2 separate regions of the Homo sapiens genome follow, and region 1 is linked to region 2. A link is a contact called in ENCODE Hi-C data. All regions are on one chromosome and are shown on one strand. Each heading gives the region's core, a stretch centred on a gene start or an enhancer-like site at or near the end of the contact. The rest is flanking DNA. Distances are from core to core; before and after follow the strand shown.

The links. A loop is a pair of places that touch in the nucleus more often than their neighbours do. Pooled maps may share reads with other maps.
Region 1: a loop to region 2 is called in a pooled map, with 33 times the contacts of the local background. The contact joins the promoter of CREB5 here to the enhancer-like site in region 2. A Hi-C loop is called at or near these places in 2 of 168 maps with a recorded cell type or tissue (ascending aorta and gastrocnemius medialis) and 12 of 50 pooled maps.

What each region holds. Positions count from the first base shown.
Region 1 is chr7:28,410,225-28,414,111 of GRCh38, forward strand. CREB5 (cAMP responsive element binding protein 5) reads left to right here and starts at 2,294. Exons shown (of 11, transcript NM_182898.4): 1 at 2,294-2,693. The coding sequence starts at 2,691. RefSeq lists an enhancer at 2,291-2,380.
Region 2 is chr7:25,860,557-25,864,854 of GRCh38, forward strand. No RefSeq gene overlaps it. Among named protein-coding and RNA genes, the nearest start is that of LINC03007, 73 kb to the left of the region's middle. RefSeq lists a silencer at 2,100-2,209. Within about 2 kb of position 1,780, at least 2 of the 41 ENCODE cell types and tissues checked have a DNase peak (open chromatin) inside an H3K27ac peak, as active enhancers do.

The DNA of each region.
Region 1 (3,887 bases), core at 1,044-3,543, 2.6 Mb after region 2:
GAGCGGCGAGGCTCCGTCCGCTCCAGTCCACTCCTCCGGCCGCCTCCTGCCTCCGCTGCTTTCTTGCTGGCATCGTTACCTCTTCCCGGCCGCTGCCCCAAATGACAGCTCCGGCTCGAGCTTTGGCGGCGCCCAGGCAATTCCCAAGACCTGGCGGCGGAGTCTCCCCCTGCGGCAGATTCTCGGCAGAATCACTTGAACTTTTCACGAAGTTCTTAGAGGGGCAAGATGCGAAGGAAGGAACCAAGGAGATGTTTTCTCTCAGCAGCTGCATCCCGCTTCTTCTTTGCCATAGATTTATTTTTAAGGGGCGTCTGGTAGATAAAGCCCTAGACCTTGTCCACACTCTCACCCCCATCCCCAACTTTCCCTGGACCGGTGCCGCCCCCACTTGATGCTTGCTCAAGGCCGGGGACTGGAGCGGGCTACTTGTATATTTCGTTGTCAGTCTGCAGAATGTGTTTGATTTTTATTTTTCCCTCCTTCTCTGACATGTGTCAAGGAATAAAGACTGGATACAGGTCCATTACGTCATTCTGCAGGCCAGTAAGTGTTTGATTAACGGCTTGAGCTCCTCAAGGGTTCAGGAGCTTAGAATGCTGACAAAGCAACTCTGCTTTGCATCCCCCTACCCTCCCCACAACACACTCGTGCAATCGCCGGCTCCCTGGGCATCTTTATTGCCCTCTCTTCCCAGCCCCTCCCTCTCCACCACTCCCCCGTCTACACCGTTATCACTCTAGCCCCGCCCCCGCCTTTTTACAGCTTTCCCTGGGGCGAGCACGGTCCCTGGAGTGTGGGTAAAAGCTTCTGGGGTCTGAGGGGACCACTGTACCTGATCAGCGCGCAATCCGCCCTTTTGTATTATTTAAGAAAGGCACCAGTAAGCCTTCTCCTCTAGGGCGAAAATGCTTAGTCCTGATAGAAAAGGCAAATCAGGAAATGTTTGCAAGCGTTATGATAATACTCTGTCCTCGTGGTGGTGACTTAGGAAAGCAATACACCCACTGCAAACAAAGTATTTCACTTTACGTAGTGCCTGCCCTTTAGCAGAAGAGGGATGCTGACAAAATCAGGTTTAGCTGAAAGGATCAAGACTAAACGTTTCATTTCCAAAGTGAGGGAATGTGAGTCGTTGAACCTAAACTTCCATACAATAAATTGCTGCGTGCGTTAGTTTCTAGCTCTTAACCTTAAGTTTCTATGTTGAAAGAGGAAGTCGAATACGTAAGTCATTGAACTGAGTCAGAACCTCCGTATCTGGCAGTTGAAATAAAGACCCTGTGTATGACTTGTTGCAAGGGATCAAAGTAAAAAGAACCCTCGGTGTGGGGGGTGGGGGGGTGGGGGCGTGAGGGAGGTGTGCAGCAGAAATTAAATTTAAAAAAGTATTAACAGAGTTTTGGATAGAGGGAGAGAGGGGATTGGAGTGGTCCCTGATTTGGAGTTGGTGAAAACTAAATAAAGAAAAGTTTATATTGCAAATATGTGGGAATTTCTTGAAGAACACATGTTTTCTTATAATTAGATCTACTTTCTTCAAAGCGAAAGCCATGCTGTAGGGTAGGCATTTGTGAAACTCCTGTCTGGGGTCTAATTGACATCCTTCCCCAAGTCTGTGGCAGGATTTAGTATTTATTCACATCTAGAGATGAAATAGTGTAACCTCCACACAATATATGTGCATCGAAAATGTTGAACTTCTTGTTTGTGATGCATAGACTTAAAGGAAAAAAAATGGCCCAGTCATGGGCACTGGAAAGTGTGATTAATGATCAGTGATTTAGTGATCAGTGATTAGTGGTTTTATTCAAACTGTTACCTCTGACCAGAAGCACACATCAGAGGATTAACAGGCTCTTTAGATAAATGCTCATTAGTGGAAGGGGAAAAGCAAAGATAATAGGCATGCACCCAGGGACAACTTTCGAAGAAAATCATTCCCGTCTTCAGAATAATAAGCTCTATTAACAGAAAGCCCTTTTAATTTAAAACTTGCTTTTATCTTGTAAATCAAAGTTAGATGTAAAAGTTTGTAGTGCCATTATAACCTAAATTTTCCCATATCCACTAGATGTGGATTATCTCAGTAGCGATATTTTTTTTTATTTAAACAAACAATTGGACCTTTAGAGCAGCTGAACCCTGACAAGTTCTTAACTCCCAGGGTTTGAAAGTGTCCCCCCTTCTAGCATGGAGATTGCAGCTTGCTAACTAGATGGCGCACTGTTATTTGGTGTTCTCTGCTGCGTAGCGCAGGAGTATAAACTGAGCATGTAGCTGCTTGCGAGGTGTTCTTCAACATTTACAACAAAGTTGATTCTGTGTAGGGTTGGAGGCTAGACAGTTCCACAAATTTTTAGTCACATTTTCCATGTCAGTTAAATCTAGGGAGTTCAAGACTACTGGAAAAATTAGTCTCATTACTAAAAGAAACTTAGAGAACGAGGGAGGTACCAGAGTCTAGGAGGTACCTCTGGGTTGCAGAAGTAATTGTAAAATACCAGACCTGTTCTTTTTACTAAAAGCTAGTTTCACTATCTTCTGGTCTGAAATACTGAGGCAAATACTCAAGACTTATTTTCTTCCTAATCTTGCTGGTGAAACAGAAGTTACTAGAAAGAAAGGAAGAAAAAACTTGATTTGGTGACTGCAGGAAGCAACACGTTGCTGCTTTTATTCTACAGATAATGGTAAGGATGATGTTTATTATGCATATTAAACAGAGAGAAAACTTTGCACTTAGTTAAATAGAACCAATGTTGTATTTTCATAGATGGAATTCAGAAATGGAGTTTAGATTTTGCACAAAATTTTAATGTTGCTTTTGTCAGTTTCCTGGGACTTATAGCATTTTATGTGGAAGGATGTGTGTGTGTGTGTGTGTGTGTGTGTGTGTGTGAATAAGACTATTATTTCCCAGGTAAAATATGTTCAGAAGCATATGAACTACAGTGGGGAAGCTATGGAGCATGTTAAGTAATGTGTCAAGCATGAATTCCCCTTTCTGTGAGGTTTCATGAATCACTTCAATAAGTATTTAAGTTTTAATAAGAAAGTTCTTGAAAAAGAAACCTAAAAATTAAAAAAAAACAATAAAACAGTTTTCCGCATTCAAACCTAGATGTGTATGCCCCTGAAGGATGATTCTATGGGTTGAATATCAACTATTACTTTAGTTCTAAAACTTAAAAGAAGAAGTATAATAAAACTCACTTGTGTCTCCCCAGAAATGTTTCTCATTTTCCTTTGCTTATAGCATTTTATATGGATCTCTTATTTTTAAATCCTTACTGATTATAGTGGTTTTTATTTTTCAACTTAACTCATAGTAAACATATTTGAAAATATCTCCAAGCCCACTATTTTTAATGTAAATTGCTGGTGCCGATAAATTGCCTGTCAATTAGCGGTCAGTCGTGACCTTATATAGTTGATACCTGAGAAGATAGTTTATTAGAACATTCCAACAAAAAATTGGAAACCATGCCCTTATTTCTAGATCTCTGTTATGTCACAGCTTTTATTTGAATAGGTGGCTAAATGAATGGTAGTTTGTCACAGAGACTTTTCCTGCATAGATTTTCAATTCTAGTAAGTTTAAGATTTTTGTTACAATGATTTGTCAGTTTCCCACACCTGCACATTCAAAACCAATCAATCATGGAGTTTCCATGATGGCAAGTTCCTAGACTCCCAATTTCTTACTATAATCTACTTTTTAGCAATGAGGTATCACAATCCTATAATATTTTCTTGTCATTGGAGTTTACTTCTTACTAAGCTAAAAATTATTTTGTCGGTGTGTAGTGTTCACTAGATCACTAAGATGTGAACTTTGTATTTGTAGTTCATTTTCTTCTGGTTATGTTGTTGGATTAAAATTG
Region 2 (4,298 bases), core at 530-3,029:
CTCTGCCAGGAAGCTGTGAGAGCCAGCCCAGGATTCAGTGACCCTGTTTCCCAACCCACAAGGACAAGTACATGGTTTTCTCTCTTATCAATTCCAGCCCCGCGCAACCAAGTGAAAGCAAATGCACTGGACCGCTTCGGAATTAAAATGAATTGCTAAAACCACGGACCGCTCTGTCCGGGGCCCAGACCTGTCTCAACTCGTGGTATTTACATTCCTAGAGCCCGTGCGGAGGAACACGTCGAGGCACGGGTGGCCGCAGCACCCGGCCTCCAGGCCTAGAGTGAAAAATTTTTTAAGATCTGGTTCTCTCCCCGCCGCCTCTGTGGAGGGACTTGGGGGCATTCATCAGTCTGCAATGTTTATTCATTGTTGTAGTACCGAGCTTTCCAAACGAATAGGAAACTTTTACATCCCTTCCTTACACAGATATTTATTATCTGTAGGAATATTTAAGGGGCTGTACTGGGCCGTTCACCTTTGACAGGGGCCGTCACCTCACACTCCAGTGTAATGGACCACACTGCGGCTGCATTTAATTTATTGGGGTGAGAAGTTGCTGCGGGAGGTTTCCAAAGGGGGTCTTTGTCACGAAGAGAGAGGCTCTGGTCCAACCCCGTAGGTGCTTAGAAGATTATATTTTGGCCTCGGAATAACACAACCGAACACAACTCAAAATATGAAAGACATTTCCTTAAGGTGTGGGTTCTGATACCGGAGTTCACAGATATTTAGGAGTCTATGGAGTGGCCTTAGGCGGTCAGGAACTCCCTGAAATGAAATGCTGCATTTTGGGTGGCGGTCATGTGGCTCCTTAACTTTTTTTTTTAAATTAAATTCTGAAAAGAGTCTGTGACTACTATCCACAGATGAAGAAAAAAAATCATTAAGAAGTCATAGTTGAAAATTACACCAAGGGCTCGGAAGTTTTGCACTGAGCCTGAATAGAGGAAACCTGAGAACTGGTATAATTAACAACCAAATAAGCATGATTTTTCACTTGCTTTAAGGCAAAAGATCAAAACGAGCATTACTGAAATCCTTTAAAAAGCCATGCTGTTGTGATAAACGCAAGAGAGCTCAGGGACCTGGCAACCGGCTACCTGGTGTTAATATCAATGCATTTTTAAACCAAAATGCTTCATGACTCAATTTTCCCTCTAAACTTCAAGGCAACCCAAGCTCTCTTAATATTGTCATTACCACGGCCCAGAGAGGGAACCCGATCCGATGTGGTTCTAAAACAAAATGGGATATTAACCGTGTTTGTTTTCACTTTGATCTATAGGAAATAGGTCCTGCACCCTGTGACCCATTAAACTAATAAGATTATACACATCAGCAGAGCGGAGGTTCTAATTGTTTCCATCTGTCCCAGATCTTTGCATTTTAAAATTGATGAAAATAAGACATGATTTACAAAAAACAAAATATATTGAGAGTGAAAATGTGACAAAAGTGAGCCCCTCGGACCACACATGCAACCAATTACTGAGAAAATAAATAGATGTATATGGTGTGGCGCTTTTGGAAGAAGAAAAACCGAAGCACGAAACATAATCATTGAATTGATCTGGGGGTACTCACTCATTTCATAAAGCTAACACTTGCTTGAAAACACCAGCCAATCAGAAGCGTTTCCGGAAGACACTCTACACCTCTCCGCCTCTTCATAAATATTTAAACCGCTTCTTTCTAGATTTGTCATTTAAATCTACTAGGGAATGTGCCTCAAGGGCTCATCTTTCACTGGGTCGCTCACACAGAGGTGGGGCGAGAGGGAGGAGGCGCATTAGCCCTGCGCTCTCATTTGCTTAAACGGCCTTCTTACGTCATCGTAAGCCTAAGCCAATCCGTGAAGTGCACTTTGACAAGCTACCCGCCCCTAATTTGTCCTTTCACCGCCAGCCTAAGCCAATAGTGTGGCTGCATGTAAATGAGAAACCGCGAGCATCTCCCCCCGCCCCCGGCTCCGCCCAATTTCCCACCTCTTCCCGGAGCGCACAGACGCCAGCTGAGTGGGAGGGGCCTAGCTGCGGGCGGAGCACGGAGGAGGAAGGGCACGAGGAAGAGGCGGAGCGGGCCGAGGCGCGCGGAGCTGGGTTTGCTGAGTGCTTCCTTCCTCGGCCCCACCTCCCGCCGGGCAGGATGCCGTTTGATCATTGGCTGGTTTAATAAAGAGGGCGTGTTTATTTTGCATAAATAGTGGGCGGGCACCCAGGGCTGCTTTGTAACTCGAGAACCCGGTGTCCCGCCTGTCTCCCGGGGGGTATGGGCGGGTCTCCCGCCAGCCTCGCCAGACTGAGCCAAGGGCCTGAAGGAAATAAATGGCTTTCTGAAAAAATTCGTCTTAATTCGCCCTTTTGAGAGAATTCTGTTTCTAAATGCATTTTTTTCGTTGGTTCTTACAAGTCGTTAAGAGTTGTAACATGAAATAAGTAGAGATCACCAATCTATCCGCCCCCAAATTAATTTTATTTTAATCTGTGTAAGGGCCACTGCTCCTGGCTGGCCGTGTGTGAAGCAAAATTTTTGTGCAATAAAAATTATTCCTTCACTAGAATTCATTTTTTCCTTTGCTATGAATTCCCTGTCTTCCTAATTTTCCACTAGCAGAGCTAGGGAGAGCCGAGTTGCACTGAAGCAGAGAAAGGATGGAAAATTCTTTCGAGCTAAGCATTTATGAATTGCTTATGAATGATGTATGTGTTAAAATTGTTTCCAACAGTAAAATGCCCCAGGGATACTCGGTTGACAGTTTTTTAATAAGAGAATTCTTCTTGTGATTGATTTGATCTTTTTTTTTCTTTTTTCTTCTTTTTTTTTTTACAAAAATTTTCCCTGTTTTAGGTCGAACTGAACATAGACGTACCTTTTCACGATTTATGAAATAAGATGTCAAGTGACAAATACCTGGAAAATGAAAGGATGAACACGATCTTCAGGAACCTAAGTTTTAAAACATATTGTCTGCGCGTTTATACTGGGTAACATTTTTACAGTTTTCAGAAAAGTTATTATGGTAGTTTGTTTGCTCCAAATTAAATTTGGAAGTCTTTGTTCCTTAATTTGGATTACATTTTAAAATCTGAGTTGTCAACAAGGCCGTTTCACGAAAAAAAAAGTAAGAAAGAATTACTTCTTTTGGCAGGCTATGGGCCTTTATTTAAACAGAAATTAAAATTCACAGCCAAAATTCTTTCTCTCTCCACTGGAAAACAAATTACACCTTTCCGATTCTGCAATTTCTGGGCCTCCAGCACAGAAATGATAGAGGATTCCGAAGAATTTCTGTATTAGTAAGAAGTTAAGAGTGCTCTCAGTGGAGAATAATGGTTTGTGGAAAATTATAAGATCAAGGGGAATGGAAAAGTTTTCTTGTTAGGTCAGTATGGTGTAACGTTTATTCTTCTAAATACTTTTTGACATGTAACAAAGGTAGGAAAATTTGCTTAATTACTGTCTTTTTAAATTTACATCAGTATGTGGATTACATTTAACTCAATTCATATTTAATTTTGTAGTCTTAAAAGTAAATAACTTGAGGCATTATTTTATGCCTCCTCCATGAAATTATATCCAGAGACATTATTCCATTGCTAACAAGTGATTCAGTGTTAAAAATAAATGTTAATTCCTATGATATTCCAAGCAATTACAGTAATGTATATCCATCTTAAAGCCAAAAACATTGTCAGTTGATAATTTGTCAAATTGTTATTTGAAATTGAACTCTAGGTAAAGTAGAGTAATAAAACATTAGCACTTTTATACACCTGGTTCTTAGTAATTATAAAAAGTTAATTTTACAATCTACTAGGAAATAATTACATTTTAGTGTTAATTTTAGGCGTTAGCTTTATATGACTGTGTTAGTGCTGTTTTAATAAGCTTTGGGGTAATGAATAAAGTACTATTATAATTTAAGTAATATAACTAAGCATTAAACCCAAACTATTTATTATTTAAACCAGACTATCATGTTATTTTTCATTTTTCTTTAATGAATAAGGTTTTTCTGGTTATGAAGTATATATGTTCCTGAAAAAATCTGAGAAATGCCAAAAGGCATAACAAGAAAAACCCAAAATGTTTATATGTATTCTCACAATCAGTAAGTAAATCTGTTTCCTATATTTTCTTCCTATCTTTTTCTATGTATTAGTAGTGAGGTCATTTTTTTGTTTTGCTTTAGTACGAAATTCCAGTTGGGTTCTATATTAAGAACTTGCTTCTCAAAGCTCAGATTTATTTTGTTCTTATTTTCTGCTTGGACTATAATTTGACTTTGTAAGAAT